Regions from separate parts of the Mus musculus genome. Here region 1 is linked to region 2. The links are chromatin loops, found by intact Hi-C in ENCODE. Cell type or tissue: left cerebral cortex. All regions are shown on one strand. Each heading gives the region's core, and the rest is flanking DNA. Links, peaks and the distances in the headings are about the cores only. Region 1 overlaps Ddc (dopa decarboxylase). Region 2 holds the start of Ddc (dopa decarboxylase).

Region 1 (16,414 bases), core at 5,750-13,749, 47 kb after region 2:
ACAGATGGTTGTGAGCCACCACGTGGTTGCTGGGGAGTAAAGGGTTTATTTAACTTACACAGCCCAGTTACAGTCCATCACGGAGGAAGTCAAGGGCAGGGCTGGAGAGATGGCTCAGTGGTTAAGATCTCTGGCTGTTCTTCCTGAGCAACTGGTTCAATTCCCAGAACCCACCTCAGGCAGATCACAGGAAACCTGACACCCCCTCTGGTCTCTGACACACACATATCCACATATCTATGTGTAATTAAAAGTAAAAAAATAAAAAAGCCTTCAAAAAAAAATGGCTCTGTGCCTATGAAAGGAAGTCAGGGAAGGAGCTCAAGTCAGACACTTGGAGGCAGGGAGTGAAGCAAAGGCCACGAGCAGTCCTCCTTCCTGGCTCATTCCCATGGTTTGCTCAGTTTTCTTAAACAATCCAGACCATCTGCCCAGAGGTAGTATTTCCCACAGTGAGCTTAGCCCTCTCACATCACACATTAATCAAGAAAATGCCCTCACAGACTTGCTTACAGGCCAATTTGATGGAGGCCTTTTCTCAGTTGAGGTTCCCTATTCCCACAGGACACTCCCTTGTGTCAAGTTGACAAAAAACTAACCAGCACCCTCTCAAGTTTCCTGCATTACTGTGTTCAGTTTAATTTTTTTTGTAATGAAATGTTTACATTCAATATATACATTGGGCTTGTGGAAAATGTGCAGAAATGAGAGGTTTGTGAGCACAGTTGTTTCTCACTATCCACAGGATATTGTTTCCAGGAGGCCTGTGGATGCTCAAGAGCCTTAGAAGAAAGCCCATGGCATTTGCATATAACCTTGGTACCTTCCTACATACTTTAAGTATTTCTAATTTCTAAAACAATGTCCACACATCATATTATTAAAGGATTCAGCACATGGTACTCTATGCCCAGCAGATTAAAGTGGGTTCACTGGAAGTTTCTGGAATTTTCCCCTAATATTTTAAAGTTTTCACTTTTAATTGAAAATAGAGTTATTTTTGTATGATATATTCAAATCACAGCTTCCCATCTCTCATCTCCACCCAAATCCTCCACCTCTCCACCCTGCCAATTCCACACATTCTTTTTTTCTGTCTCAAGAAAACAAACAGGCAAATAAAAAAAGACAAGAAAGAATAAAATGAAATGAACAAACTAACAAGTAAGAAAGAAAGACCATAAGAAATGCACACACACACACACTCAGAACACACACACATACAACACATAACACACTCATCTACCTTAAAAACACAAAATCACAAGCCATAATATAAAAACAAGAGGCCAGTAAGACTTAAAAAAAAAAAGTCCAAACAAAGCAGTATTAGACAAAAAACCAAAACAAAACAAAACCAAAAAGAAAGAACGAACAAACGAAAGAAAGAAAAGAGAAACAAAGACAGATCACAAAAATTGTATACATACACATACACACATTCACATACAGACCACACACATAGTCACACACATACCACACACACCACTACACCACACACACACCCCTACCTTAAAAACACAAAATCAGCTGGGCATGGTGGCGCATGCCTTTAATTCCAACACTTGGGAGTTCGAGGCCAGCCTGGTCTACAGAGTGAGTTCCAAGACAGATCTATACAGAGAAAACCTGTCTTGAAAAACCAAACCAAACAAACAAACAAACAAACAAAAACACAAAATCAGAAGCCGTATACAAGCAAAAAGACCAGTAAGGCTTAAAAAAAAAAAAAAAAAAGTCCAAACAAAGCAATAGGAGAAAAAAACCCAAAAAAACAAAAACAAAAAAAACCCTCCAAAAATACCTTTGAGTTCATTTTTATTTGCCATCTGCTGTTAGGCATGGGGCCTGCCCTGAAGTGTGTTTCATATATTCAGTGAGACTCCTTTGGAGAAACTAATTTTTCCTTTGCAAGCAATTTTTTAAGTGGAGATAGATCTTTGGCCAGAGATGGGAGCCACCCCTCCATCTCAGCTCTGGCATCTTGTCTGGTTTGGATCTGTGCAGACCGTGTGCGTGCTGCTGCGGTCTCCATCGGTTCATGTGTGTATCAGTCCTGTTTTGTCTGGAAGACACTGTTCCTTTGGTATCGTTCAACCCCCCTGGCTCCTACAATCTTTTTGCCTCCTCTGCCATATAGTTCCCTGAGCCCTGAGGGCAGGAATTTGATGAATACCTCCCTTTTAGGACTGAGCAGTCTCTTATTCTCTTCACACTGTCCCATTATGGGTCTGTGCATTAGTTCCCATCTACTACAGGAGGAGGCTTCTCTAATGATGGTTGAGCAAGACAGTGATCTATGAGTATAGCAGAATGTCATTAAGAGTCGTTTTATTGCTCCATTCCTATAGCTGAACAGTAGTGTTCAGTTTTCCCCTAAGTCTGTGGTCTCAGATTCTTGGCCACCCAAGCAGTGTCAAAAGTGGGTTCTATCTTGTGGAGAGTGAATTTTTCCTAGTATTTTGATTTGAGGTTGTTGGAACCCAACCTAAAATCAAACCTCATATACAGAGGGTCAACTGTATTCATGTGCTCAACTGAAGAAATTGGCTGAGGGGAAACGCAGGAACATTAAGTGAACACTGCACAGCTCATTCAAATAAAGTCCTGTATTTATTCAGGAGGGGAGAGAGAAACACTATTCCATTTTTTGAATTCTGCTTTAAAGACCCAAATTGCAAAAAAATATATTAGAGGATACTGTTGCTGTTTTGCAGACAGAAACCACAGATATCACCAGTCTGATGCGTTGGCATAAAGAGAAAGGTCACAGTTCATTCATGCATTCATACATTTAACAAATGCTTGTGTCTCAGTGTACCTTGTACCAACTCTGAGGATATCTGACCAGTCACAGTCTATTTCCTCTTGGAATGGTTTCTTGCAGTAAAGATACAGATATGCCTAGTCTTTGCACCATTTCATGATAACTACATTTACAGATGAAAGTAGAAGATGCAATCAGCTTTGAAGAGGATCAATAATAATGCCTGTTGCTAAGCAACTCTATACTAGAGGTTGGACAGGCAGGGACTCATGGTGCCTTGCATTTTTGATTAGAGAATAAGGACTGATAACATTCGTCAGGGTTAAAAAACACAGCCTTTTTGGAACAGTACAAATGGTTTGTTATTTCAACATGCAGCTTGGGACTATCCAACTGGGATACACCCTCCTGCCCCAGATGGGGAAGGGGTAGTAGCTAGGCCTTGTCTTAGTTTTCTAATGCTTCTTAGTGGTCATAAGTATTTGGTGTGTGCATGTGTAATGGCCACATGCGCCCTCCTGGGATAAGGGTGTGTAGCCTTCACTATACCTCAAGAATTTCAGGCTTCTCGAGCTGGAGACCCACCCCCAAGAATAAGAGGCATACTTGGCAGAGTTTGAGCAAGAAAGCTGACTCTGTCCTTCCAGGGACTAGCTTGAGTTTTATGATAAAGTTTTTATCTTTCTATTTTCTTCATGATAGTTGGCTTCTCCAATAAGCCAACTTAATAACATCAGCAAAGGGCAATGCCTGCGAGGCATATATGTGAGGAGAAAGGGCTGGTGGGGTTCGGACAACAGGGGAGGAGGTCACACAGGCTCTGTCACCAGCAGGAAGGCTGCAGGCTCTCAAGATAGAGGCTTGCTCTGCCTCCTGCCCCCTCCTGCTACACAAATGTGATTAGGGCTCTGCAGAGCACACTGAAATCAGGTTAGTGGCACTGAGTGATGCTGAGCTGGGGTAATCAGAGCCTGGAGCAGAGCAGGTGCTAGCTTTAATATGGCTTCTGAGAATGAGGACAAGCTGACTTGTAGCTCCACAGCACGTGGACAGGCCATTAGAACACTGCCCGTGCAGCCCACTTCACTGTCCTTCCTTCCTGCCCTCCAAAGGTGTAGCTATTGGTATCGCTGTTATTCTGTCCCTGCCTGTGTGCTCTTGGACAATAAGATACTCTGGCACCTTCCTCAAGTTAAGTATGAAGCAGGGATTGTAAGCCTATCTAAGGTCATTGTGATGAGGTCTCCAGAAACAGCCAGCAATCGGCCCTACACCAACAAAGCACTAAAACCAGCCACTCATTTTTAGTCTCCATCAAGGCTCCTTGCAGAACGAGGCAGAAAGCTATTGTTTATGCACAGTTGTTTCGAGCTCATTACAAAGAAATCAATAATTGCTTGCAAATTTAAGAATCAACGTTTATGTTTGACCACAAGCTCATCTCAGGCGATAAGCAGTAATCATATTTGGCAGACGTCCCCCTCTAAACTCTGTGCACTCAGTAATAGATAACAGCTGATTTTAACAAGCAAATGTTTAACATGTATGAATTTAGCAGCAGAAATTGTTGTTCTTAGGCCAATTAGTGTTTAGAGGAGAAAATGAGATGGAGCGAAACGATTGCTGCACTGCAGATATATCATTTCTAAGAGACACAAAATGGAGACAATAATGCAGTATTAATATTTCAGGCCAAACTGTGTTTACTGAGACTGCATCATTTTACCCCGAATAACACAAAGTGTTTTAAGAGTCATATGATGAATCAACCCAGTTAGCCGGATACCTAAAGCAATGCATTTTAATATTCAGTTAAATATCAGGATCAAATTACAGATACCAGAGAAAAATCACCGAGGCCCTGAGGCCCACGACATGACTCATCTTGTGCAAATGAGGCAAGTGTGGAAAATGTTGATGCATGAAGTGAAAAAACTGATTGAGATATAGGGGAACCCGAGGCTCCAGGGAAACCTGGAGCCTGAGAGTCTGGAAGCCCACTGGTACCTCTCGTACCAGGATTATCTTGGTATGTCTCCCAAGGCAATACAACTGAGCTTCACATCTAAGGCTTTTATATTCTCCTCTCTCTCTCTCTCTCTCTCTCTCTCTCTCTCTCTCTCTCTCTCTCCCTCACAAACACACACACACACACACACACACACACACACACACACACACACACTTGTTTTTTGTTCTTATGAGACAGGGTCTTCTTTTTTTGAAAATATATTACATTTATTTATTGTGCCCTGGAAATCAAAGCCAGGTCATCAGGCTGGTGGCAAGAGGCTTTATGTGCTGAGCCTTCTTGCCTGCCCTGAGATGCTCTTCCTACATAGTCTAAACTGACATAGTCCAAACCTGAGGTCCAGCTGCCTTCACTCCTGAGAGCTACAAGGGCAGACCCATGTCACCTCTCCTGGTCCTCATTGTCTACTTTTCTGATGTTCTGACATCGTTGGGCGAAGATGTCCCAAGAGGGCTTACCTATTATGAATCAAGACTAGGTGGCAAATCCACCACTCATATGCCTCTGTGAGATTCTCGTGTCAGGGGGCTGTCTCCCTGACATATTTACCTTGGAACCAGCCAGGTACCAAATCATTACAGGCAGTCTAAGCCACTAAAGTTACCCAAAGGTGCCAAGAACCTCCCACAAACACAGACTTCTAGATAAGCAGCAGGACTCTGGCAGTCAGGTGAGATACCCACAGATGCCAGGTTACCTGGAAAGAGAGCTATGATCTCACTGGGAGGTCGGTTTGCCTTTCAGGGCAAACTATAGGTGGTCATCTGTAAAAGGAAGCCAGAAAGGCCTGGAGATATGAATTTGGGTCCTGCAGTGTAGTCAACATTATTGGAGAGGGGGACTTGACACAAGGGTGAAAACATTGTTCAAAGAGTGTGGTGTAGCACCACTTCTGGGGAGACTTGAACAATCACGCACCCTTGGCATTTGGCATGCACTTGACATAAGGGTGTATGAAATTACATGTTTCCATCAAGCCTGAGGAGAACACTCACTATCCTAACAGCATGATCTCTGCGAACCCGTTTTCATAAACAAGATTGTTTTTCTGATCACCTGGTGTCAGCTCAGCAAATACATTTCTGCAACAGCTCCATGTCCAACAAAGTGCAAATTACAGAGCAAGGACATTGAAGCACACACCTGAGCAATGTTCTGGTGTGTCTTAACTGACCCTACCGGTGGCTCTCCGAGAACTATTCTACTCACGCTTGCATACATCTTATGTGACCTCAGTGCATGTCCTCTCTGGTGTGCTTGCTCTGTGTTTTATACACATTCACCGCCACCACCACCAAACTGGGGAGGGCTGGGGGGTCTAAATTCTTTATTCTATGGAAACTATGTTCTTAGTGCCGACAGATACAGCTGACAAAGGAATATATATAGTATAGGAATAACTACCCATGTGACTGAATTACCTCTTTTTGACCCAAAGCACCGTACTCTGGAAATCTTTTGTAAGTCCAGTATGGGCGACCATCCATGAAAACCAGCAGTTCCTAGCCTCACAGCTCAGAGCTCAGATTTGTGTATATTTATGGTGTGTGTATGTGTGTAACTATTTCTGAGGAGACTTGAACACGAATGTACCCACCCCAGAGTGGGAACACATGACAGATTAAAGCAAGACCACCATCAAAGTCCAATATAGTGAACCCATGAGTTTTACTGAGTAAGTATACTACTCACAAGAATATGGGTGAGGGGTTGGTTACAGGAATAGAAATTACTCAAGGCAACTGTATCACCAAAGCCTCCCCCAGCTTAAATGACAGCTGGAATCCTGGTGCATAGGGAAAGCAATAGGCTGGAGTGTCCTTTTCAGGTAGTTCGTTGGTCTGAGCCTCTTCCTGGCAGCTCATCTTGTCTGAGAGTTCTCTTAGAAGTCCTTTCTGTTTATATATGCGTGGAGATGGAGGAGCCTATTGAATCTGGCCAGTTTTAAGGACTTCCTGAAGCAATTGAGTTGTTTACTTCCTGAGCTTAAAGAGCTTGTCTGCAGGGTGATATGTTTGACTTCGCCTTAGAACTTCCTGTGTCTTAAGGAGCATCCCTCCAAGATGGATAGTTTTATCTTGGAGAAAATTGCTGCACAGCAGCGTGTGTGTGTGTGTGTGTGTGTGTGTGTGTGTGTGTGTGTGTGTGTAGACCACAGGAAGACATTGGTGTCTGTATTGTGTTCTCTACCATACATTTAAAAAAAAAATTACACACACAGACACACACACCCACACACACATTATGGGTATGAGTGTTTGGCTTGTATTTATGTATGTGTACCATGTTTGTGCCTGCTACCCACGGAGGTGAGAAGGAAGCATTGGATCCCTGAAATTGGAGTTATTGACAGTCTTGAGCAGCCATGTGAACTCTGGGAAGCAAATCTGGGTCTTCTATGAGAGCATTAAGTGGTCTTAGCTGCTAAGCCATCTCTCCAGCCCTTCTACTACTCTTTTAGGCAGGATCTCTCACTGAACCTGAAGCTCACTGTTTTGGCTAAACCAATTGACCAGAAAGTCCCTAGCATCCACCAGTGTCTGCCCCTCCCGTGCTGGGTGACAAGCTTGTGACACCGTGCCTGGGTTTTATGTAGGTGCTGGGGATGTGAACTCAGGTGCTTTTGATTTCACAGAAAGCACTCTGACCCAGTGGGCCATCTCCCCAGGCCACAGTTCAGACTTCTGTTCATAGGTTTCTTCTCTTTATCCCGTTCGGTATCAAACGATTAAACACACATTCATGGGTTTCCATCTCCATGTAAACATTCATTAGCATTGTACCTGGGCTAACCACTGGCTGCGTTACAACAACAGCAACATGGGAAATAAAAGGGTTGTTTGTTTTTTACCTCCTAGGTGGTCGCTACACTGGGGACCACATCCTGCTGTTCTTTTGACAATCTCCTGGAAGTGGGTCCCATCTGTAAGTATCTAATTCACTCTTCTTTTTGAAAAGTATTCTTGACATGGAGTGGAAAACAAAACAAAAACAAAAACAAAGCTGGGCGGTGGGGGCGCACGCCTTTAATCCCAGCACTTGGGAGGCAGAGGCAGGCGGATTTCTGAGTTCGAGGCCAGCCTGGTCTACAGAGTGAGTTCCAGGACAGCCAGGGCTACACAGAGAAACCCTGTCTCAAAAAACCAAAAAAAAAAAAAAAAAAAAAAAAAAAACCAAAAAACTAAAAACAAGACATGGAGTGGGGAGTTTATCCAACCTTTCACTTTGAGGGATGTTCATCATCAATAATTCTAACCATCATGATTGGCATATCTCGTGTTATATTTACAACAATGTAACCCCATTGGCTTAAATTCACAAACTCAGAGTTTGAGTTAACTAAACAACGGCTAAGCTTAACAACACCAATATATTATGAAAGGGAGAAAGTGTCCAAGCACTTTGTGCTAATATAATGTTTAGGATATGGTGGCCATATTAAGGAAACTAAGCTCTTCAACATTTGGAACAACTACCCCCACTTGAAGGTCCTGTTGCATGCGTGACATACACACAGCATGAATTGTTTGTGCTTGAATCCAGTCTTTAGTCACACCCACTTTAAAGTATCTTTGTTTTTTTAAAAGAAAATAAATTACTGTAAGCCAGAAAATGTTGATGCATGTCTTTAATCCCAGCACTTGAAAAGCAGAGGCAGGCGGATTTCTGAGTTTGAGGTCAGCCTGGTCTACAGAGTGAGTCCCAGGACAGTCAGAGTTGTGTTTCAAAAGAAACAAAGGAAAGATAGACAGGCATAATTTATTGTGCTGTGCTATGCAGTGTGACATTTTCAGTGAGGGTAAACACCAGTTAGAATGCCATGTGTTACTTCTGAGATGTGTACAAGCAAAACAAAGCTTTCCCAATGACTGCCTTGTGGAATGATAAATTTCTCAGACATGCCCATCAGTAAGGAGCACATAGCTGTTCATATTGATTTAGCAAATCAATGCTTTCAAGCTAAACTTCTACAAAGAACACTCAGTTTCAGATAATTTCCTGGGCCTCATGCTTGCCTCCTTCCTCCCTAGATGAGGACATTTTGTCTTTCTCATCGAGACTAGAATTCTGTTTTAGCTGCAAAATGAAGAAATGCCTGTGTTTCCAAAGTTTCACCTTTGATGCGAGCTCTGGGAACTCAGCAGGCCTTGGAACTGTTTCTAAGGCACCAAGGATATATCAGCCCATGAAACTCACCCTTCTCTGTTCCTCAGGGATGTAAAGGCTCGGGTGGAGCTGTCCCTAGCAAGCTCTCTGACCTCAGCCCTTCGACTTGTGCCAGACATCACGCCACCTGCTTGGCATTTGGCTTCATTGTCACTTCGTGTGGGCCAAGCACGTTTCCCACCTCTCCTAACCCCTGATTTACTTGTGGTCTCTTCTTCGGAAAGACTTCTTCTCCCTTGGGTCATTGTTCCCTGGCCAGCAGGAGACAATGGTGGATGTGGGGGCTGGCCATGACCTTAAGCGGCAGGGAAGCTTAGAGCTTACAGCTGCATGTCTTAAATTCTGACCTTCATTTTCCCCTATCAAAAAATTGGAAAGAAAAACGGTTCTCATAATGGTAAAACAGTATTTCCTTCACAGTGCAGCTCAGGGGAGTTCTTGCAGACAATAGGCTGTAGGAAAGGCATGTACTGCGTGTAGTACATGCTTGTACTGCCAGGACCGTGAGGCTAATCACCAACCGTGAGAAGTGGGGTGGACACAGCCTTGCCATTCACTCAGGATTTGGCTCCACCTGTTATGAGCTATGGCACAGCTGTGATTATTACTGGCTAACGGCAGCCACACACAGCAGGCTGAGAACACACTGAACTAGCTGGCCATCCGCAGTATGGCTGTACTGTGGGCCTCGTTAGCTGCAGACCTTCACAAGCTCAGCCAAGCAAGTCGAAGTCCTCTGACTCAGATGTCAGGCCAAGGACTGAATGTCCTGGCCAACAGCCGGCTGATGTCATTCCCCAGGGCTATCAGATTTAAAGCACCGAAGTCTTCTGCCAGATAGAGACTACACGGCTGCTATCCCTGAACTCAATCTGGCTCCCCACAGGAGCAGGAAGATGACAGCCAGCAGGTGGCCCCTGCCATTAATGCTCACAGTGCTGGATGAGCACAGCTCAGGCTGCCCTGCTGTCCTGCAGCTCCCTCTGGCAGGCGGTTCGGGTGCTGTGGGCAGAGCCCGATATGCACTTTGCAGTTTGAGTTCAAACCCAGGGATTGCTCTTAGGACAGTGTTGGGGGTGCTAACAGGCCAACACCTACCCCTTTCATGCATGGCCAGTGTTCATCAGGGCAATAATACTAACTGGTGGTAGCGTCTTATAGTTAAGCCTTTGTAACCCACCGTCTCTAAGCCAATGCCTTTTGTTTGCTGGGGGTGGAAGGCGATCAGCGTTTATTAAAGAGAGAATAAGTTATAGCAGATGGATAGGTGGCAGCCTTAGGTACACACATGGGGACACTGAGGAAGGGGAATAGGTATACTATGGCCTGCCACAGCTTCATCCCAAGGGACAGAGGGGCTTGCAAGGAGGTTGTACGCCATGGTTACCCTGGCCTGACTTCTGCATAATGAGGCATCCTTTTAGAAAATAGATTGTAGTAGCAACAGGAGGCCAATGGCTTTAGAAGCAAAAGGTGGTGGGTGTGGCCTCAGTGGTAATGTGCCTGACATATGTAACTCCCTATATCTGGCTGTTGTGTGTTCATGCTACATCCACATAACTCCTACATGTGTATGTGTGCTGGAGAGCCTGGATGATGGGGCTGGTCTTAGCCAAGCATGTAAGATGCAGAACACAGAGGCATTGTCAGTACTGTCTCCCTTCCCCTTAGGACCAGGAGAAGCCCATACAGAAGCTTCTAAGGAGCATTTGTGAGTTCTTTCTTGTTGGAGTTTGGAGTTGATCCAAGTTGCAGACTTCTCAAGGCGGTCCTTGCGACTGAGTACCCTTGTTTAGACACTAGCTACAACCTGAGGACTCTTCAAACTCCTTTAGACCCCATAAGCTGCTAAAGACTCTAAAACTTACTGAGAACTGTCTCACAGGGATGGTTGAAGATTAGAGATTAAAATCAGCCAAGGAGACACACAGGACAGTCTTGAAGTGTGAGCACACACAGCTTCTGGTGAACTCTGAGGAGTCACAAGGGCATGAAACACTCTAGCCGTATATAATATATAACTATATGCTCTGAGTAACGACATTCCCCTAGAAGGCAAGGCTCTCTAACCTTTTGCTGCTTGTTTTTGTGTAGACTTGGTCCTACTCAGACCCTCCTGGAAGCCCAACTAGAACCTTTAGAGATCAACTCCCCCAGAAGTGAAAATTGCCTGGTGTCTCCATCACTAATCATAGTATCAGACTGTCTGGGGCCAAAGCTCCAGGAAAAAAGAGGTCTATAGGTCATCTCTCAAGAGCAGAGGTTAGATTTTGCACGTAAACTTGATTCATCGTATAGAATATTTTCCTACCTACTGAACCAGGTTTATGGGTGACACATTCTAGAGTGGCTTTAGCTGTTCCCCACTTAGTTGTTGAGACTCAGAGTGAAATGTCTTTCATCTAGGTGCTAAGAAACAAGCTCTGAGATACCTAGGGGTGCAGCCAAGTGGCCTGTTTTCTTTTCAAAAATCATGCCCTTCTCTCAAGGATGGAGGATATGGGATAAGCAACAGAAGGGTGTGAGAGAAAAAAGAAGCCTAAATAGCCTTCTAGACCCTAGTTTCCCATGCCAAGGTATGAGGGTTTCTTGTGGTTGACCCACGAAAACTCTCCATCTTGTTTTGTCTCACCCCTTCATCTGATATCCTGAACGGAACATAAACAACGGCATCTAAGGAGCTATGTTAGAGGACTTCAGCCGAAAAAGCAAATTCTATAAATAGAGGTCTATGTGGAACCCAAGCAGCACCCATGGAAAACATGACATCATCTTGTTTCAGTCCATTTGGGATGCTCCACACAACACCACAGACCCCAGAGTGTGTAAATAACAGGAGTTCACTATTTAAACGTCTTGTGTGTAGAAAGGCAGGAGTAGGGCACTAGTTGATTTGTTGCCTGGCTAATGGGTAGCACTTTCTATGTATAATCACATGGTAGAGGATACGAGCAATCTCTCCGGTGTCTCAGGATTCCACCATGATGATCTGGTCACTTCCCAAAGCCAATGGATCCAAAGGATTTAACAGACATTCAAATTACAGTGTGTCTTGTCTTACAAAGGAGTATAAAGCTCTGCCAGTCTCATGGTTAATCTGAGTGATGGCTGTGATGACCATCCATCACTCATATCCTGTTGCTCCTTGGGGAGAGTCTTGTGTTATCCTAAGGCTGTGTCTCTTGCTGCATCCCACTGTGGGGCAGGGGAGGGCGTGTGAGCACTTGGTGAGTCTGACACCTTCACCCTTGCTTCAGATGACTTGGGTTTCTTGTTGTATCTTAGATTTTGATGGTGTTCTGGCAGAGTGGTATCCACAAAGTTTATGATTCATTTGACCTTGACTTACCAAGAGGTTTAATTTGAAGAATAATTGAACCAAAGCTTTGGAATGTTTCTTACATCCTTTATCAGCAGAATTCACAATGACTTGTTTTTCCTCCCAGCACACACATTAATGATCATCATGTATGGAAAATCAGGGGTGGTTGGGTCATTCTGTATGAATACAAGGACAGCAGGCTCTTCACCTGTGCAGGGATAGCTGCCTGCTATCTTCTCTGTAGCCTCAACCTTCCTATCTTAACTACCTCGTGACTATATTTGGTGCTTGAACTGTTTCTCGTGGTGTGTTTTTCCTAGATAAGATACAAAAAAGCATTACTCACCTCAGACAAGAAACTAATTAAAGGCCCAAATTAACAACTCCACAAACATCCGGCTTGACTGTACATCGACTGTATTGGGTTATTTACAGGCATTTGGGTGAGAAGTTGCTCAAAGGAACAGGGATTGCTCAAGGGCAGCTCCATCACTGAAAAACCAAGCCCAACTTAACTGACATCTCACAGAAGCTGCACCCTGGAGCTTCCAGCATAACTTGTAGGCAGCTCTTCTGGACAGTCTCCTTTCCTTAGCAGCCATTGTTATTAATATAACTTTGGGAGGCTGGGTAGAGTGGGGTGCACATTTTATAAATTTTGTAAATTTCAGAAACTACCAGAGATCGTTGAGTTTGTTTACTTCCTGAGTCTTCCAGAGGCCTCCCTCTGGCATGGAATACTTGTTTCAATTTATATATTACTATACCATACATGAAAATTCAGGGTTTGTTTTGTTTTGTTTTGTTTTGTTTTTTTGAGACACAGTTTTTATGTGTGACAGCCCTGGCTGTCCTGAAACTTGCTTTTTAGGCCAGGCTGGCTTCAAACTCATAGGGATCTCTGCCTCTGCCTTCCAAGTGCTAGGATTAAAGGCCTGTGCCTTTAATGCTCTGCTTGAAAATTAATAATTTTCACTGACTTCTAGGTGATAGAATAGGCAATTTACGAGTATTATTTAATGTATACTCAAAGCTGTATCTACCACCCTTACCCTCAGAATAAAGCTTAGGCTACATGACTAAGGGCACATATATGCTTGCCGAGGAGGCTTTCTCATCCTCAAAGAATGTGAGCACTCTATCTTTAAGGCTCTTGTGTGTGGTGGTGTGGTGGGGGAGAAGGTTAGTGATGATTGTCAACTTGATAGGATCTGGACTCTTGTAGGAGACACACCAGGCACACCAGTACCCTAATTTAGATTAGATTAGCTGCTGGCCAGACCTTTAGAGGATTATCTGGATTAAGTTAATTGAGGTGGAAATCCCACCCTAAAGTGGTAACACAATTCTCTGAGTTAGAGTCCTGCACTTCATTAAAAAATAGAAAGCTAGCTGAGGGCAAATAGTTGTCATTTTCTGCTTCTTGGTCATGGATTGACCAGGATGACCTGCTTCAAGCTCCCATTGTCAGAACTCCTCTATGTTGAACCTCGTAAAGCCAAGTAAAACCGCTCTCCTTTAAGTTGCTTTTGTTAAGGTATTTTATCATAGCGAGAGCAAAAGCGGGAAAATTTAGTTAGGAAGCGTAAGTCATTTATGACACAAGCCAACGGTAGTTTAAGATAAATTACCTAAGTTTGTGGTGGACATGGAAGAGGCAGAACAATATAAGTGTATGTAGGGTTCTCTAGAGGAATGGAATCTATCAAATATATGCATTTATATCCTATACACACATCTATACACATATATGTTATAAAAGTGGGATGTATTAGATTGTCTGCAATGGCTGCCTCTATGTAGAGACACAATGAACTCAGTCACTGCTCAGTCCAGGAAATGAATGCTCCAGAGGCCCACTCTACGGCTGAAAACCCAGATAACTGAAAAGTTTCTGGTATTGAGTCCGTGGGGGAAGGCCGAGGAAGCTGGAGTGAGATACTAACAGAGAACAGCACCAAGCGATAAATGCAGCTGATTAGGAGATACCATCTGAGGCAGGAAGGTGACCGTGTTTTTCCTGGGACCTCTTTCTATGCATTGGAAGGTGCCACCCGCTTTCAGTGTGGGTCTGCCATCCTTGGTTAACCCTCCTTAGAAACATCCTCACAGACACGACAAGACCTTTGCCTTTCTGAGTGATTCCAAATCTGGCCAAATTGACCACTAAGACCATCAGAGTATGGGTCATGTGTCCTAAGGCTGTTTCTGAAAGGAGGACTTGAAAAGAGGTAGCAAATACAATGAGGGAGTGCACTCACGGTGTGTGGAATGAGGTGGATGGAACTTAGAAGAGAATGTGGGTAAGCACAGTAGGGGAGCTATGCTGGCCTCAGTACTATGTTCAGTGGTGGCTTGTGTGTCCCCCATTTGCTAAGCACTCTCTGGGCAGCTGATGTGTTGGCCAGCTGTTGGTATCTCTGTCTTAAGTTTTAGCCCCCTGATGGGAGGGTCTTTTGGAGATCCAGCTATTTGTTCCACAAGTACTATTGATAAGCTATATGTAAGTGGTATGTATGCTAGACGCACAAGGTTGGGGTATGTCCAGAGGAGAACTCACCTTTCCCTTCTGATGTTAGGCAACCAGGAGGGTGTGTGGCTGCACATTGACGCTGCTTACGCGGGCAGTGCCTTTATCTGTCCTGAATTCCGGTATCTTCTGAATGGTGTGGAGGTGAGTAAGCTGTTCAGTGAGGTCTTTTGTTTTTGCACTGGGAATCAAACCTACTGGCCTCCTGTGTACTTGGCTACCACTGAGCAACACTGCTACCCAAGGTCATCAGTGAAATCTCCCTGTGTAAGATTTGGACACCCCAACTCTTATTGCTTCGGTTTATTTCAGCAAACTACTTTCTAGCCAGTTGCAATGGTTATTAGAAATGAAATGCCCCCGGGGAGCCAGGAACTTTAATCAGGGAATAAACGTGTGTACTGTTGTTGCAGAGGACCTGAGTTTGGTTTCCAGCAGCTACTCCCATAACTGCAACTCTAGGACACTGGATGCCTCTGTCCCGTGCACTCCTGCACTCCATACATGTACCTAGACTGTGTCCCCATACACATAATTTTTAAAAAATGAAAATTAACTTAATAAATACAGTACCTCAGGATAGGGGCTGAGGACATTCCAGTCATGCAGCCTGACTTTTGAAGCACTCCTGAGGCAGACAGCTATTTTCCAGTTTGCTACAAATCCTGGGTAGAGCTGTGCATCATAGGTTAGACTTGTACATATAAAGCCATAGAAAAATATTTATGAGTAAAATAAAATTGCTATGCATTCCAGTCAGACAATAATTTAAAACGTCAACCTGTAATCCTCTACGATCTGGCTCAATGAGTTGCTCACGTTCTTCTCATATACCTGAGTAAGATGGGCAGTCACAGTGGCCAATATTCCACAGAAAGTCACCAATGCGTTCTAAATGTCCCGTGGACTCTTCTGAAAATTGCAAAGTGTATCCTGTAACCCCAAACGAAACTCTGTCATGAGAAGTAACAATCAAAGCAGTTAGCCAAGACTCTACTCTCCCCAGAGCTACAGAGCATAAAACAGTGCATACTTAACAAACTTAACACAGATGGGCCCTGTGGTCCATCTTTCCAGACGTGGGCAGAATTCTACTGTTGGGCTATCCACAGGCTAGGAAGCTCTTCCACCTGGCCACTAGCAGATTCATGTCCCGAAGAACCCCAAGAGGCCTCCTGTAGAACAAGTGTGTCCAAGGGGGGGAGATGCTAAGTTTGCGGAGTCAGTGCTTTAGCCAGACAAGAATTGCTTTCTTCTTGGAAGAAGAGGTTTCCCGAGGCTTCACTTTATAAGGGAGGCTGGATCAGCAAGCAGGCTTCACCCTTCCAGACTGGGATGGCTATGCGCCCTTGGGCAGGTCAGGTATCCTCCATCTATCATAAAGTAGATTTACCAGTGATGACTCCTTTGTGCGGTTAGCCTTAGGAGTGGCTGCGTTAATCACACTTAAAGGGTTTAAGAAGAGTGTGGTGCACAGGAAACTGAGCACGCATTAGATGCTTTCATTATTTTTCACCAGGGCTTATAGAAAGTCCCCCTAAACCTCTTTCTGCTTGCATGTCAGGCTTGCCGATCAATTTTCTAATTACTGTTTTG
Region 2 (16,414 bases), core at 4,333-12,332:
TTGTAAAAGAATACAATGTACTAATAAATAAGGAGTGCCTACCCTCATCAAGGTGTCACACAACCCATGACATTGATAGCAAGAGCAGAACACATGGAAGAAGAGGGTAACGTTTCTCTCTCTACTTTAGCTGTGACACCTGTCTTCTGTCCTTAGATGGCAGAGCTTCTCATTCTGGAACTTTCTTACTCAGACTGTCTCAGTGATCTCCTATTTCCAGGCCCCTCAGAACTGAGGCTACATGTACATTTAAGCAACTCTCTTGTTATGTGAATAACATAATATTGCTGAGAATATTATTTTGGGGTGAAACTTTTTAATAAATGATATGTTCTTAATGTTCCTGTTCATATTGCTAAAGCTGTGTGCTTCTTATTATTTCCTGTCACATAATGTTATATTTCTGCTCATAATGTTATTTCCTGTCCAGACACCTCTTCTGAACGTGAAGCTCATATACTGAAAGGCCAAGCGGATATTTACTCTCAGATAAGAAGAGAACATCGGAAATTTAATTCCCAAAGTGAATGCTTAGTGTCTTCCATCTCTCCTGAGCCAAAGCTGGTCTCATAGGCCATGTTCTGTTACTCCATAACTAAATCTTCCACCTTTGGGTTACATACCCAAGAAGCCCATCTCTGTGGTTTTCCCCTTTCCCTGAAGCTTCCTGGTATGTGTGTGCACATGCCTATATGTATATGTATATGTATGTGTATGTGTATGTGTATGTGTATGTGTATGTGTATGTGTATGTGTGTGTGTGTGTGTGTGTGTGTGTGTGTGTGTGTGTGTGTGTGTGACACACATTCGAACAAGCATATCTCAAACCTATCTAACTTCCTTATCTCAACATTCTTCCCTCCTGGAGCCCTATGTTTCCCTTCCCTCAGGAAAACAAAAAGAATTCCACTCTACTTCCTCTTGCGTCTGGATTCCATACTGGAGTCACAGTAAGGTTAAAACATAGGGAAGGCAAGGGGAGTGCTTTCTGGAGTACTCTGATGCTTGGAGTGCTTCCTTTTCGTTCTTTTCTCCAAATATTCTTGGAGGGACCTGGAGTCTCCTCGGTGTCAGGCAGATTGTCCCTCAGTTCTGACAGTATGGTTCCTTGGATCCAAGCCCACTCCCACCACCTTTCCTGTTCCCCCTGTGGAACACAGATCACCCCATCCCCTAGCCTGGGGCAACTACCTCTGGTGACAGCCATTTTGTCCTCAGCTGCCTCGACTCAGTCCTTTTTCAGATTGCCCATACACATGCTCACAGTGACTCTGTTCTTTGTCCCCACTGGTCCAAATCGGCAACCTGCCTCGAAGGTGAGTGCTTAGTGCTCTGTGGGCTTTTCCTATGTGCCTTCTTAATGATACTTCCTTGGCTCTCCTTTATGCTCCAATGAAACTGTTAGCCTTGGCTTTCCTGAAGTTAATCAAAATCTCATCCACTATATGGTCTTCTGTATCACAAGTGTCAGTGGGTTGGGAAAGAAGGCTAGCAGGTGGATTCTGCCCATTGTCTGGCCCTAGAGACCCCATGATCAATTTAAAGGCTCTGGACAGATCTTCAATAAGACAGCCTTTGCCCAACACAGGGGTTGGAGTTATGAAATCACTTAGTAGGGCTAACACTAAGTGTATGAAATCAGGACTGTGTGAGAAAGCATTAGATGGTAGAGTTATGAAGTAAGAAAGAGCCAAGCTGTCAGGGCTTGTTGTGAATCAAGCTCACTGGGTGAGATTTCTTAGGAGCCCAAAGAAGGGCTACACGCCTTGACCTTTATACCAGCAGAAATTAATGTTTAACCAGAATACAAGGCTAAAATGTAAGGACAAAGAAATGGGTCAGTTCAAAGCATCGATGAGAGTAAGTTGCCCAAGCACCAAGTTCACAGTTGTGTCGCCACCTCCTCTTCAGTTCGCAGAGCTGGACAATCCCGACAACAGAGTGGACCTGTGAAGAATCCAAATTCCAAGCAAGTAAGTAGTATATTTTGTTGGACACTAGTTGCTGAAAAGGCACCATTCCTATTGTGACTCTTGGGCTCCACAATACTGAATGTGTGCTGAAAGGACGGCTCTCTTGAGAACAGGGATTGTTGATAACAAAAGGCTTCCTCTTTGCTGAAGTCTTGGCAAACTTTTCGGTTCTATTGCAGTTGCGTAGTTGGTTGCACATGTGTGCGTACATACAGGCAGGGCGGGAACACCCATGCAGTGGTGACACATGACTTCAGGGAGAAAGTTTAGTAGCAGATAAAGGAGACAGGGCTTCCCCTTCACAAGACCATGCGCAACAAAGTGGCATTAGTCGCTTCATTCCCTAAGCCTGCTCATCTGGGAAATGGCAGTTTTAATAGAACCTACTTTGCAAGGTTCCAGTGAAAATTAAATCCGTGCTCATGCTCCCAGATCTGAGAAAATCCCCTCACAGAACTCTGACCTACCTTAGAAGGACCCTTGCCTGGAAGACGCTCGGGAGAAGGCTGAGGAAGAAAAGATGGTCACATTTGAAGAAAGTTATTTGAGTAATCAACTCAATAATTTTAGTGTATTACTGAAATTAAATGACATTTTACTCCTTCAAGGAACAGTTCGTATAGGAAGCTATTGAAAAGAGTCCTTAAAAACTGTGATAAAGATGCTGGTTAAAGCGTAACTCTTCACAGTTGACAACCTCTGGCAGGTGTGTGTGTGTGTGTGTGTGTGTGTGTGTGTGTGTGTGTGTGAGAGAGAGAGAGAGACAGAGAGAGAGAGAGAGAGAGAGAGTGTGTGTGTGTGTGTGTGTGTGTGTGCGTGTAAAGACTCAGCTTTCTTTAAAGGACTGGCCACCGGGATTTTGGTCTTTCTCCAGTGAGTATATGGGCAATACAAGTGGGGTTTTTGTTTGTTTACTTGCTTGCTTTATGGGGGAGAGGACAAGGGTGGGAAGGTGGACCTGTGAGGAATGAGAGGGAGTGTGATTGGGGTGTGTGTTTGAAATTCCCAACTAAATAATAAAAATATTATGTTGGGGGAAGCATATAATACAATTCTATACACATAGAAGTTCAAACATGCACAAGAGATATTAATACGATTATTGGGAGAAATTAAAAATATGCCACTAGACCGAAAAATTCCAACATATCTTTACTAAATATCACTGTTTCTGTACTCATGAGGGATGGATCCTGTAACCCTGCAAAAATCAACACCCATGAATTTTTCAAGTGCCTTTTTAAAAGTGGTCTACTTAGGTTGCAAAGATGGTTCAGTGGTTAAGAGGACTGACTGCTCTTCCAAGAGGTCTTGAGTTCAATTCCTAGCTACCCTTTGGTGGCTCATAATCATCTTTAATTGGGTCCAATGCTCTCTTCTGGTGTGTCTGAAGGCAGCTACAGTCTGAAGATGAACTATAGTGTATTCATTTCTCTCTCTCTCTCTCCCTCTCCCTCTCTCTCTCTCTCTTTCAGACAGGGTTTCTCTGTATAGCTCTGGCTGTCCTGGAACTCACTCTGTAGACCAGGCTGGCCTCGAACTCAGAAATCCACCTACCTCTGCCTCCCAAGTGCTGGGATAAAAGACGTGCGCCACCACTGCCCGGCCAGTGTATTCATATACATAAAAAAAAAAAAAAAAAATCAGCTGGACGTGGTGGCAATCTGGAGGCAAAGGCAGGCAGATTTCTGAGTTTGAGGCCAGCCTGGTCTACAAAGTGAGCTCCAGGACAGCCAGGGCTATACAGAGAAACCCTGTCTCAAAAAAAAAAAACAAAAAACAAAAAACAAAAAACAAAAACAAAAACAAAACAAAAAATCAATAAATATTTTTTTAAAGTGGCCTGTTTGGCTTTCAACAGATAGTGCTTCCCATACCTGTGAATCATGTCTAGATATTATATAATACAGTGTGAACAGTTGTTAGTACTCTATAGTAGCCAGAATTTGCTATTTTGTGGGTTCTTTTTCTTCTACCCTTCTTCACCCTTTCCCCACCATTTCAGCTCCCGAATACTAGACAAGATAGAAAAAAGGATAGAAGGGAAAGGGGCAACCATAGGTCAACATACTACCTCTAACTGATTAGCTGGGTTGAGCTCCTTGGGGAAAGTTTGATCTTTGCCCTCAGGATATCTAATTTCTTCCTGTTGTTTCTTCTTTGTACATGAATAAACTGTGAACTATCAAAACCAACCAACAAACAACAACCTACCCTACCAGCAGAGCCCTAACATGTACATACCTTCTGAAAAGTCCCCACAATTCCAAATGTCACACAATCCTAGAAACTATCTGCCGCTAGCAAAAATCACACTTCTGCTTAAAACAGGAAGCAAACCTTAGCTGCTGTGAACAAGCTGATAGCCTATATCTAAGATTAAAACAAAAACATATTCTTATAATATTTCTGTGTTATTTTAAAGAAACCAAAATTCTAAAATTGCCACTAGACTTGCTGTTGAGGTTTGATCTTTTGATAAGTTTTGTAATGATAAATACTCGCCTCCAAGGCCTGGTTGCTCCTGGGAAGCAGAGAATCCACACGTGCAATGTGACCTTGCTCCCTAACTTAAAACTATTGGTTAAATAATGGTGCCGACAACCAATAGCTGGGCAGAAGAGACATAGGCAGGGTTTGGGGTTTCTGGGCTTGGGGTCTGAGGAGACCACGAGGAGAGAAAGGAAGTTGAAGAGAGGGGAGATGGGGTAAGAATGTAAAAATAATGGCCACAAGGAGTGGGTAATTGGAGCTACGAGCAGCCCAGACAAAACACAGTAAATCATATAGGGGGGTTATTGACAGGAAAATAAACATAATAGCATAGAGGATAGACATCTGCTCAGCTCTAGTGCTGATTAAGGCTTGTTATAAATTAAAGACCCGGAGTGTCGTTTATTCAAGAACTCAATACTCAAAGGTGGCTAGAAGCTCCCGATTGACATTAAGTGTTTTTCACAGTACTATACTGTTCAGGATAACGGCAAGAAGAAGCACGTGCTTGCTCAGTGAGATGTAATATTAAAAACATTTCTGACACACAGCAAATTCACAGTTGAGGATCCTCTACTCATATATGGGACCTTGCATCTAGCAAACAGAGCATCCCTGAAATCTAACCCCTTTACATCATAGTCAAGTATAAGTGAAAGAAAGAGGAAGAGACTGCGGCCCCAATATCCCATTCATGTTATCAGTGACCAAGGTTCAGGTAGATCCAACCCTTAAGCTTCCACCGCCTCCAAATAACACCATTTATGATGTGGGACTGTGGGGGGAATGGGGGGGGGGGGTGTCTGGGGCTCGTCCCATGTCCTCTGGGTCACTCCAGATCCAAACTACCTGTCAGTCATCACATCAACAGTTTTGAAATCTCCCAGGTTGATTCACTTAAGCATTTATTATAAGAAGAAGAACAGAAGAAAACCCAATACTGAATTCCCAGTTATAATTAATAGCAAAATGTTAGGAGCATTCCTTTCAATGTCAATAGGACCAGGTTACTTGCTAACTGCTTCTAATCAATATTGTCCTAAAGTAAAGGTTTTTCAATATTCTTTAGGAGTAAGAATTTTCGGGGTCAGGTGCCTGAGTAATCTGAAATTTTAGGTGTTCTGGTAGCCACATCTTAAAAAGTAAAAAGTGTATCACTATTACAAAGGAGTGAAAACAAAGACTTTTTTTCCCTTCTTCATATATAATAGTTTTCAATTATAGTTCAATTATAGTTTTACACTAGCATTGTTTTTGACGGGGAAAGGCTTCAGTTTATAAACAATCTATTTTAGCTTGTAAAATAGATTGAGCAGTTATTTGTTCAACAGCAGTGGCTGCTGTGTGTGAGAGCCCCACAGCCAGATGTATCTGGGTCCCCCATAAAGACCAGAAGAAAGTCAAATTGGCACACTCTGAGAAGGTATGACTGTTGACCTGGAAATCCACCTAAATTAATAAACATGATATTAAAACTTTAAAGATAAGTGCCAGGACAAGGGTTGCCCTATAACATGCTGACTCAACCCTATCTGTTAATCATAAACAGTTCCTTTCTCTGACTACCAACCACAAAGACATATTCACATGCCCATGAGAATCCTGAATTCCATGTCTCACAAACGCTTGTCCTGGAACATTCTGTAGACCAGGCTAGCCTCAAACTCTGAGATCCTTCTGCCTCCACTTGCCAAGTGCTGGGATTAAAGGTGTGTTCCACCACTACCCAGCTTTTTTCTTATTTTAATTTTTATTTATTTCAAAACTGCTCACCCATAGTTAGCAAGATGCTTCTCAAAGCTTCCCTCTAGTTTCTAGCTTCTGTAGTTTGAAGTACTAGTAAGAAAAAAAAAATCCAATCTGTCTATCTTTTATGGCTAGCTGAAAAAGCAAATCGTTTAGGAAATCCTTCTGCTCCAATATCATGAAAGTCATGCGTCTTGGTTTCTTTTAGAAGCTTGCCCCTACAGGTCAGAATGGAGTGAGGAGAGAATCCAGCTTTGTGTCCTTCCAAGTAGAGCACAGTTGTGGTGGCATCTAGCACCCCACCCGTTCCATTTTGGTCTGCAATGTGCACCTGTCAATTTTCCACACTGGGGCCTTTTTTTTCACCCCTTCTGGAATCTTTATTCTGCTTAAGTACACACAAGGCTATTTGCACTCCCATGCTCTTTCGTCTCTGAACTTCACTGGTCTTTCTTGGGCTTCTGCTTTTCCATTTCTATTTCAGAGTGAAACATGTGTTGGATTTTTATTACAGTGGCGCTGAGTCTGTTCACCTGTTAGAGAAGAATTCAAGTATTTATAACCCTGGCTGATCCTACTCCAAGCTGGCTTATTTCCATTTAGTCTCATCTTCCCTTGTGTCTCCCCAGAACCCGGCAGAGCTTTTGCCGGCTCTTGTTAGATCCGTTCCTCTTGGTTTGCTTCTGTTGTAAACACTGATCTGTCTGCTTCGATGTTATGCAAAAACTGTGAGTTCCCCCTCCCAGGCGCTGAAAACAGATCCCGGTACAAGATCTGGGACCTGCTGGCCTGACCTCAGTGGCTTTCCCTGTCACCCCATGTCTTTCCCTTTCTAATCTTAAAAAAAAAAAAAATCTTACATCTATGTATTCTCATTCTTGCCCGTCCAACCTGCAATTTACTCCCTGAGAAATGTCAATAAGAATTTCTACACATGAGCCTGAGACACACCCACACACTACTTTAAAGCTCAGAAGGCTCACTTTCACCAAGCACGATCCCCCTGTGATGCCTAGGTGTCCCCAACCTTTTCCCAGGCTATGCCATCACCTGCCTTATTTTGTTGACTGATTTCTTTTTTTTTAATAGAATCATTCAGGCTGGCAAGAGGGCTCAGCAGGTAAGAGCACTGACTGCTCTTCCAAAGGTCCTGAGTCCAAATCCCAGCAACCACAACTACATAGTGGCTCACGACCATCTGTAATGAGATCTGACTCCCTCTTCTGGTGTGTGTCTGAAGACAGCGACAGTGTACTTATTTATAATAATAAATAAATCTTTTAAAAAAGAAGAAGAAAAAAGAAACATTTTATATAATTTGGAGGTAGTACTTCCGTATATGTCTGCATTGAATAGTATTTAAATTAGGTTAAACATGCCTATGTCCTCAAATGTCTGTCTGCGGCTGTGTGATCTTCAGTAAGTACCCCAATCTCTCTGAGGTGTTATTTTCCCATCTGTAAATTGGTGCTGGAGACTCCTTTTCCTCATAAGAATATGGGCATATTGTTTCGGCTTCATGACAGCCTTCCCCACCTCACTGAGGCTTTCTCTAGTTTTCTAGGTTATCTGGAAGGTGTGTGTGTGTGTGTGTGTGTGTGTGTGTGTGTGTGTGTATGTGTGTGTGTGTGTTGCAAGGGGAGGTGTTGTCAGCCTCCTGCTCATTCAACAAGGCTCCCTCCCCAACCCCTGGTGATGGTCCCAGTTGCTGGGGTGCTCCATCTGTGCAGATAGACCTAATCTCCTTACCTCCTCCACTGTGCATATGGCTGCTGTTTGCAATGGTAGTGGAGGGAGCTGCCTGTGCCTGTGCTCTGTGCATTCTACTGTCCTGGAAGCCACTTCCACTGTCTCAAAGGTGCCTTTGAAGAGATCCTGCTGGGGCCACATCATGGAGAATTCCTGACTTTGGACTGTACTCCTGACTCAACTCTGAACAATGTTGTGTGTATATTATATATGCATCTGTGTTTGTGTATATGTCAGTATATGTATATGCCTGGATACATGTGCATTTTATGTGTGCATATACATGAGCACAGTGACTGCATGCATACATTTGTGTTGATGTATGTACAGACATGCATTCACATTTGTGTGTACCTGTGTGTGTGTTTCCTGTGTGCGTGTGTGTGCCTTTCTGCATATGTGTGCTCTATGTACATGAGTGTGTTCATTATCTGTTCATAGGTGTGTGTCCTCTGTGCATGGGTGGGTACCTTCTATGCATGTGTGTGTGCTCTCTACATGTGTTTATTGACTATCCATGTGTGTGCTCTCTGCATATGGATGTGTCTCTATTAATGTGTGTGTGTACTCTGCATGTGTGTGCCATCTGTTTGTGTGTGCCCCATGTACACAAGTGTGTACCCTCTATGCATATGTGTGTGCTGTTTGTGTGTGTATACTTTTTGTACATGTGTCTGCTCTCTTTGCATGTATGTATACTATGTTCATGTGTGTGTGCACTCTGTACATGGATATGACATCTATAAACGTGTGGGTACCCTCTATGCATATGTGTGCACTCTCTGTTTATGTGTATATGTTTTCTGTACATAATCTGCTCTCTCTGCATGTGTGAATACTCGGTATGTCTATGTGTGCTGTACACATGTGTGTGTTCATTCTCTATACATGTGTGCATTCTCTGTACATAACACGTTTTCTGTCAGTGTTTGTATGTATTCTCTGTGCATGTATGCCTCTGGTTCTGATAGAGGCTTCTGCATGGTGTTGCTGTTTAAAGTCAGCCCTTCTTCCACCCTTCCTTCTCTGTATGGCCAAAGCCTTTGTTCTAGATTCACCTGGTAATGTGTACCCTTTCAAAAGAAAACAAATTTAGACCCGTAAGCCCCACTGATTAGCAGAATGCATGGTCTGCCTTTTCTCATTCCTATCCAGTGGGTAAAAGTGTATAGAGCCCAACATGGTTTGGATGGTGATTGGCCAAAGGAACCAGTATTGTATTTTGAAGGAGTTGAGTGAGATTTAGGTTTGGCATTCTCAGTCCCTCACAGCCCCTGTATCAGAATTCCAGTGGATGGAATCCCTGCGGATGGATGAAGCAGGGCCTGAGCCAGGATTCGCCCCTAGAATGAAACCTGGGTTTTGAGTTGCCAGGAGCCATTAGGAGCCCTGGTCTTTAGTCTGGGTTCCACACAGTGACAGGGAACCCAGGACCCACTTCTGGGCCTCTCTCCAGGCCCCATTGTTCCCTCTGCTCTGCTGGGCTCCATCCTGTGGAGCAGGAGGCATACAGGGAGAGGGAGCCGAAGCTCTGGGTAAATAATGCAGAGAAAGCTGCTGATTGGCTTCGGGAGGCGGACACTTTGTCTACATAAATGGCAATCGCATCCTCTGTGTCTTTTAACTGTCACCAAGGAGAGAGAGAGAGCAAGAGAGCGAATAGAGAGGAGGCGACTCCAGCTGCCTGTGAGTACATCTCTTTGTCTACATGGCTCAGGGTCAGACCCCAGCACCCACTGCTGGTAGACAACGACCCTGGGGCTGGAGTGGGCGTCTGTGGTTGATTTTGGTCATGATGTCTTTCTAAGGATAGAGATACTGCTGGTTGAGAAGGCTAAGCATCCAACATGCACAGGTGACAGGGCTGCTAAGGGAACTTCCTGAGAAATTCGGTACCAGTCTCTGCCTGTCTGTTTTGAGTAATTTCTATAGGAGTGCAGCAGAGAATTAGGAACTTCTGATGGCTTTTTAACCCTTGCTATTTGAACTATCGTGGCAACATAACCAAGTGAGTGGACTGGCTTTCGGGAGACTCCTGCAGCTGTGAGATAGAAAGCAAGAGGCAGCTTTGGGACTGCACACCTAGGTGTGCCTTTACAGGTGACAGATGACTAACAGCATCCTCTGACACATTGTAGTAATCTCATTCCTAAAGGGCTGGGCACACAATGGATATTCAGTATCTGGGAGCTCTGTTATAAACAAGCAAGGCAGCTACAAGTAGAAAGGTGCACTCTTCCCTCCACATCCTCTTAGCTCCAGTTTCCAAGGTAACTTTAGTCAAATGACCTGGGTTTTCTTCTTAGTTGTTTTTTTTTTTTTTTTTTTTTTTTTTTTTTCTTCTTCAAAGACTTCCAGTTCAGTTCCTTGTACACAATTTCTTGTTAGGAAACACTATGTTTCTCCTCCAAAAACAGGATCAAAGTAAAGGTGACAATCTCAGGAAAGCTGGCCTCCTTTAGAACTTTGAGGGGTGCCAGAGAGAAACAGACTTTGCTCTGGCTCACCGCAAGCGCAGTCAGAGCCTGCAGTATCCTAGATCAGTGTATCCCAGGACAATGAAGAACTAGCAGGGACAGGGAATTTGAATGTCTGCAGAGAAATAAGACCTTGCCATCTCTGACAGCATCCTTTTCTTTTCCCTGGACACATGGTGTGTGGGCCTCTACACATGGATTGTACTAATGAGATAAGGAAATTTACATTCTCCTTTAAAACTTCACATAGCCAAAGAAGTGTCCAGGGATCTAATTCTGTTTGTTTTCCTCTCTTGGGGCTGTTGATTATCGTGAAGACTTCTCCCTGAACTTTTGCAAACTCATCTTCTGTCTGGTGTTAGGTTTGAGAAAGTGTCCAGGAAATGATTGCTCATTGGTATTTTAGAACAGTCTTAAGTTTCTTTTCTTGTTCCTAGGCATTCTGGCAGGAAGGCCCTCAGGAGGCACAGATGTACCTCATAGGCAAGTAGAGCAGGTTTATAGGGAAGGTTAAAATCCCACTGACTGAGTGGCATGAGGTGGTAAGGAAGTAGGTTTGCCTTTCTGCTGGGACAGGCCCGTGTATATATACCACTTTTGATATATGCAAGCGTATGCAAGCCAACTGTTGCTTCCTGTCTACTCTCTTCCTTCTGAAGGGAGCTCTGCTCTGCGGAGCTGATGTGCAAATGGAGGGAACAGAGGACAGCAGGCTAGCCCAGCCTGTTCCCATGGAGATGCACCTAAGGTAGTAGGCAGCCTGGTGTCTTAGTCCTCCTCCTGAAGCTACTCTTCTGTCCTCCTGTGAGTTAGGAGTGGCAGAAACCTAGTGGCAAGGGCTGGACCACTGCAACTGTACTCGGGGTTGCAGCTAACATCTCCATCAGTCCTGGCAGGAGAGCTGTTGGGGTCCACCTGTGCCTCTCAGGCTACAGAGACAGGGTGGGATACCCAGGTCAAGGGCTGATTGCGAAAAGGCTGGCTTCAGAAGGAGAGAAGACTGCGCCCATCCACACTTGCTGGCTCTGTGACTCGGGTCATCTGTAATAATAATCCTTATCTCACCTTACACGGTTAGATAAGTAAGATACTGTGAATACCATGTGCTTAACAGAAGGTTAGGAAATACCTATTTGTTTGGTTTCTTGGACAATATAATGTGACAACCAAATGTCAATGTATTCTCAGAACTGAATGTGGAAGAGTCTGAAATACAGGGTTCTTAGCAACACAGTGACAGACCAGCAACTGTGCTGACGAATTGAGAAGTCAGTGTTTACCATTGACCTCATTCTTGAGAGAAAATTGAGACTATCAGAAGCGGGTACCAAAGGGCACCAAATAAACCCACAGTGCCAGGTGTCAGTGTTTGCAAAGACAATAAACCAATATGAGACTATTACGGAGAGGCAGTCACTAGAACACAGACTGAGGGGGTCTCTAGCCTACAGGAAAGGCAAGTGAACTGTGAGACTTGGTAAACTATTGGCTATGCTCTGATTTTTCAGATAGGCATATGGAGAAAGTCAAATACAAACAGAAAAAAAAAAAAAAAGAAAAGAAAAGTGATCTCTCAGTCCCAAATGTTATCTTTTTTTCTTTTAACGTCACAAATGTCATGATTTTTTTTCTAGTTTTCTATAGCTTGGGTCACAGCATGGTGATATGATTAGAAATAGTATTTCCCCAGGAGAACAGAGCTGAAAATCATTACTTAAACTCTATACACTGTCAGCCAAGAAAATATTTAGATGCTTCATGGTTACAAAAGAGGAAATAGGAAGGAATCAGTGGCCCCTTTCTCATCTGCAGAAGGGCAAGGGTAGGGAGAACTGGCACACTGTGAGCATCCTGAGCATCATTACAGTTCTGTGTGGAGTGTGGAGTGTGGAACTGTGGGTATCTCACATGTTGGAAATGGAGTTCAAAGGACTGTGGTTTCTATACTTCCAAGCTCATATGTCCCATTTTACTACAGGACATGGTGGTTATAGGAAGTGAGACCTTGTGGGTGCTTTGCTCTGGAAGATGGGAATGCGGTGAACCCTCATTCCTTTCTCCATGGACACTGCAAGAAGCCAATAGTGTGAGCCTGGGATAGGCACCTCGCCTGAAAGCCAATGTGATTTCAGAATCCTAGCGCCTGCAACTTTATAAAACCATTGTTTGTGGGGTGTAAGCCACCTGGTTTGCCATGTCTTCTGCCGTGGCATAAATGGGCTAATGTGAAAGACTGGCTATGGTTACATCTCAACAAGTGCTGTCTAGGCTTCTTGTTTTCCTTCGTAATGAACGTGGCCTCTTACCAACGAATGTGCCTCAGAAGCCAGTATATTATATGCCCTGGGAGGCATTTGGGCATCATGACTGTGCCTGAGGCTCAGGGGATGATCAGGCCTCAAGTTCTGATGCCGCTTTAGGACACTTTTCTAGCGGTTGTCAGGCAATGGGCATTTGCAACATCTGTTAAGATGCTTAGAGCTCATGCTAGTTCAGTGGTAGTAGGAGCCAGAGCCTGAATTCCGCTAAAACGGGACCTTGCTAACAGGGTACTCTGGTTCAGTGGAGTGGTTCGGTTATACTGTTATTGACAGGTGACAAGACATCTAGTGGAAGGTCCTTAGGTCACTAGGATGTCCCTGAGAAGGAGACCGTGGGATCCTGATCTTTTTTTTTCTCTTTCTTTCCTGCCTGACCAGTGGCCAGAAACACATGCTACCCAAAGATAAACCCAAATCAGACATGAGCATACACTTGAGCTCTGAGTGCTGTCTCCATATTCCCTGGCTCTGACTTTTAGAAGATCTGTAGTTAGTGCAGGCTACTTCTCAAGACTGAAAAGGAAATGGTGGGTAGTTACAGACCGGCGGCAGGCTTTCCACTTGATAAAGGGAAGCTTGTGAACCATAGGGCAGAAATGCAGCAAGATCATGTGAGGGAGTGGCCTCTACAGCCAGAAAAAAAAAAAAAAAAAAAAAAAAAAAACCCATGTGCTGCTGCTGCTGTTGCTCAGTGAATTTCCCCTCTTACTTAAAACACTAAAACACCCAAATTTGAGTCTGGTGTAGAGCAGACTAGTCTGTGGTTTGTAAACATGGGAAGTGGAAGCAGGAAGAATAGGAGTACAAGACCATTCTGAGCCTCAATCTAGCCTGGGATGCAGGAGGCAAAGCAGAGAGAGAAAAGGGGAGCAGTGGGAAGGGGAGGGGAGGGGAGGGGAGGGGAGGGGAGGGGAGGGGAGGGGAGGGGAGGGGAGGGGAGGATTCTCACATCCCACCCCCCTCCCCTGCACAATACTTCCCTGCTGCCTAATAAAAGTTTTTCCTGAGTGCGACTGGGCTGCAGGCACTCAGCATGTAGCCTCTTTTCATCCTACCGATGGCACTCCTGGGGGTGTTTTCATGCCTGTTTGCCTTTGCAAAAATTGACAGGAAACCTTAGAAAGGTTGAAGGTTGAAGTCTCCATGGTAATTGAAGATGAACCCTTGACCTTGGATCACCTGACACTGGCACATACCAAGCCCCTCTTGAGTCAATTTTGACTATTCCTGTGCTTCACAGTTAACAGTGGGGGAAAAAACGCTGGCCAGAAAATTCATTTAAAAGCATTTCATTAGCCAGCATCTTCAGAGTCTAAAAAGGCTTAGGGGACTTTGGAGTTTGTTGTTGTTGAGATGAAGTTTCAGATAGTCTTTCTTCAAATTATTAGCAATTTCTCATGGCTAGAAACATTTCTTATGGTTTCGGATGGAAGCATGGAAATGTGAAATGGTAGGCAGGACCATGCATGGGTGTTTGGAACTTCTCCGTCCTTCCCTCGGCCCACAAGACCTTACACCCTGACACATGCCACAGTAGGATGTACATGTCCCTTCAGTGAAGCAGGCTTCAGATCCACAACCGGAAGTCTTCACCAAGGTCCCACAGAAGTAGAATTACTGTACTACCTCCCATTCGATTTGTAAGAATGTAAGTAGGGGCCTAGATTGGACTCTAGGAAACTGGCTATGGCAGAGGAGTCCAAGAAGAGAAATTGCAGAGAGTAAAAACTATAGCCTGGGCATGGTTAGAATGATCTGATCACAGAGCAGATGAGGGTGTGGTTGTGGGTGTCTCTACAGTAGCTATGACTCTACCAGGGATGTGATAAGCAGCTTTTTGAGACATCATAAAAGCACGGTTGGATCCAATATACAATAGAGCAGAAATAAAATATTTACAAGGCTGAACGGATTCATTCATTTATTTATTCACTTATTCTCGGTTACCAAAGGACAACAGTGGAACAGAAAGCTACAACAATAATAACTTCATAACTGAGGGTTGATTGGGGGTTCTTATCTTCCTAAAGCCCATGAGTATAGAACTGTGCTGACCGTCGCTCCTATGATAAAGCATCCAGGGAGGTGCCTGGCTCCCCACACGAGCACCAACCATGACAGGGGTTCCGTGCAAAATCTATGCAGTGCAGCTGCTGCCGAGACAAATCAGGTTGTGTCAACAGAAACCCTTTTAGGGTCTGGAGAAGTGTAGGCCGTTGGCCTTATCACCGTCTACATCTTCCAGCTAATATTTGCCCAGCTCGGAGCCATGAATATCAGACAGCTCCAAAATGAGCGTGAGAGTCTCTTGAGGCTTTGCTCTAAGTACCTTCTGCAAAGGCTTCAGTGGAAAATAATCTTCAAATAAATGACAGGAGGGTTTGAAAAGAATAAGCAGGTATTATGTTACTGTTTGACTAGGAATATTTCCTTCCATAGTGGGCTGCTGCATGCTTATTTGTTTTTCCCTGGCACATCCTGCTTTGTCCATAAAGCTGTGTTATTCCCAGGAGACAGACACCACTGCTGGGCTGGGAGGCTGAGGGCCTCTCTCAGCTTTGTAGAACGTTCAGATACTTCAGCTTCCTATAAAAAGGGATTGCAAAAATGGTTACTTTTAAAGGCATAGAAATCACACGTGAGGTTCAAATCATAAGGGGGAACTTGTGAGATTTTGACACATAGAAATTAAATCTCCTGCAAAAGCTCTTCATTCTGAGTCTTAAAAGTCAGAATAAAATCATCCCACATTAGGTCAGACAAAAATGAGGAAAACATCACAAAACATAAACAAGCAGATATGAGGGTAGAAGTTTTTTTGTAATGTGTTAGGATCCTTGCAATTAAATAAAAAACTGCCGGTATTTAGTGGAAGATGCAGTGAATAAGCAATTCATAAATGAAGAAATCCAGACGTGAAAGCAACATCTGAGCACTGGTTGATTTCAATAGTCAGAGGTAAAAGAGAACCATTCATGCTTAGGAGACAGGTTAAGTTTAAAATTAACCTCTGTGACTGTGTAGCACTCCCCATCAAAGGAGAAGCCTGATAAAACAGTGTGCTCAGAGAAATTTAGCAGTATAATGTAAAAACACTAAAGCCATATATCTCTAGAAAAATTGGTCCTAAAGAAGTGATCAAATGTTTTCCACTTTTCGGACTTTTTCAGTTTTTTTTTTTTAGTGTGAAACAAAAACCTGCAGAACAGGTAAGAGGCTTGCTTTAGAGTAATTATCAAAAGCTGCTAGAATACTTGCCTGTAATTCATAGGGAGCTACAGTTCAAGACCTACAGAGGCTCCCTGAAGCTAAGGGCAGAAATGTACCCTACGCATATGTACCTGGGCGGAAGCTTATTTCACAAGTAAGACACAGAAAGAAGTTAACGATAGCGAATATGCAACGGGAAAGTTATTGCGTTAGTACAAGGCTTACTTGGACAAAGAACTGCTGTGTTGGGACGACTAACAGGCAGGTAGTATATACAGGGGAGAAACACTGAACTAAAGGATGATTTATGTACAGGGTGACACAGAACAGGAAGGCACAGATGCCATTATGCTATTCAGATGAGTGCACAACTTAAAAATTGCAAGCCCTATATTTTCCATTCAACGTTTTTGGGTTGCAGCTGACTGCAAGTAACTTAACTGAA

Evidence for each region. A loop is a pair of places that touch in the nucleus more often than their neighbours do. Peaks named below come from ENCODE experiments on the same cell type or tissue, not always from the same donor. Only the 100,000 strongest peaks of a DNase experiment are listed, where the experiment ranks them.
Region 1: a loop joins it to region 2, with 2.1 times the contacts of the local background. A loop is called at or near these places in 5 of 42 quality-filtered maps.

What each region holds. Positions count from the first base shown.
Region 1 is chr11:11,837,946-11,854,359 of GRCm38, reverse strand. Ddc (dopa decarboxylase) reads left to right here. Exons shown (of 15, transcript NM_001190448.1): 7 at 7,658-7,724; 8 at 14,868-14,962. It overlaps Gm51937 (a long non-coding RNA gene), which reads right to left. Exons shown (of 2, transcript XR_003949848.1): 2 at 8,545-16,191. Among named protein-coding and RNA genes, the nearest start is that of Gm51937, 9.8 kb to the right of the region's middle. In left cerebral cortex, for the core only: a CTCF peak has its summit at 9,931; a DNase peak (open chromatin) is centred at 9,805.
Region 2 is chr11:11,883,571-11,899,984 of GRCm38, reverse strand. It overlaps Ddc (dopa decarboxylase), which reads left to right and starts at 1,841. Exons shown (of 15, transcript NM_001190448.1): 1 at 1,841-1,973. It overlaps 1700042O10Rik (RIKEN cDNA 1700042O10 gene), which reads right to left. Exons shown (of 4, transcript NR_045178.1): 4 at 14,664-15,345. In left cerebral cortex, for the core only: no CTCF peak of the experiment used is centred there; a DNase peak (open chromatin) is centred at 7,931; H3K27ac peaks cover 1,406 bases.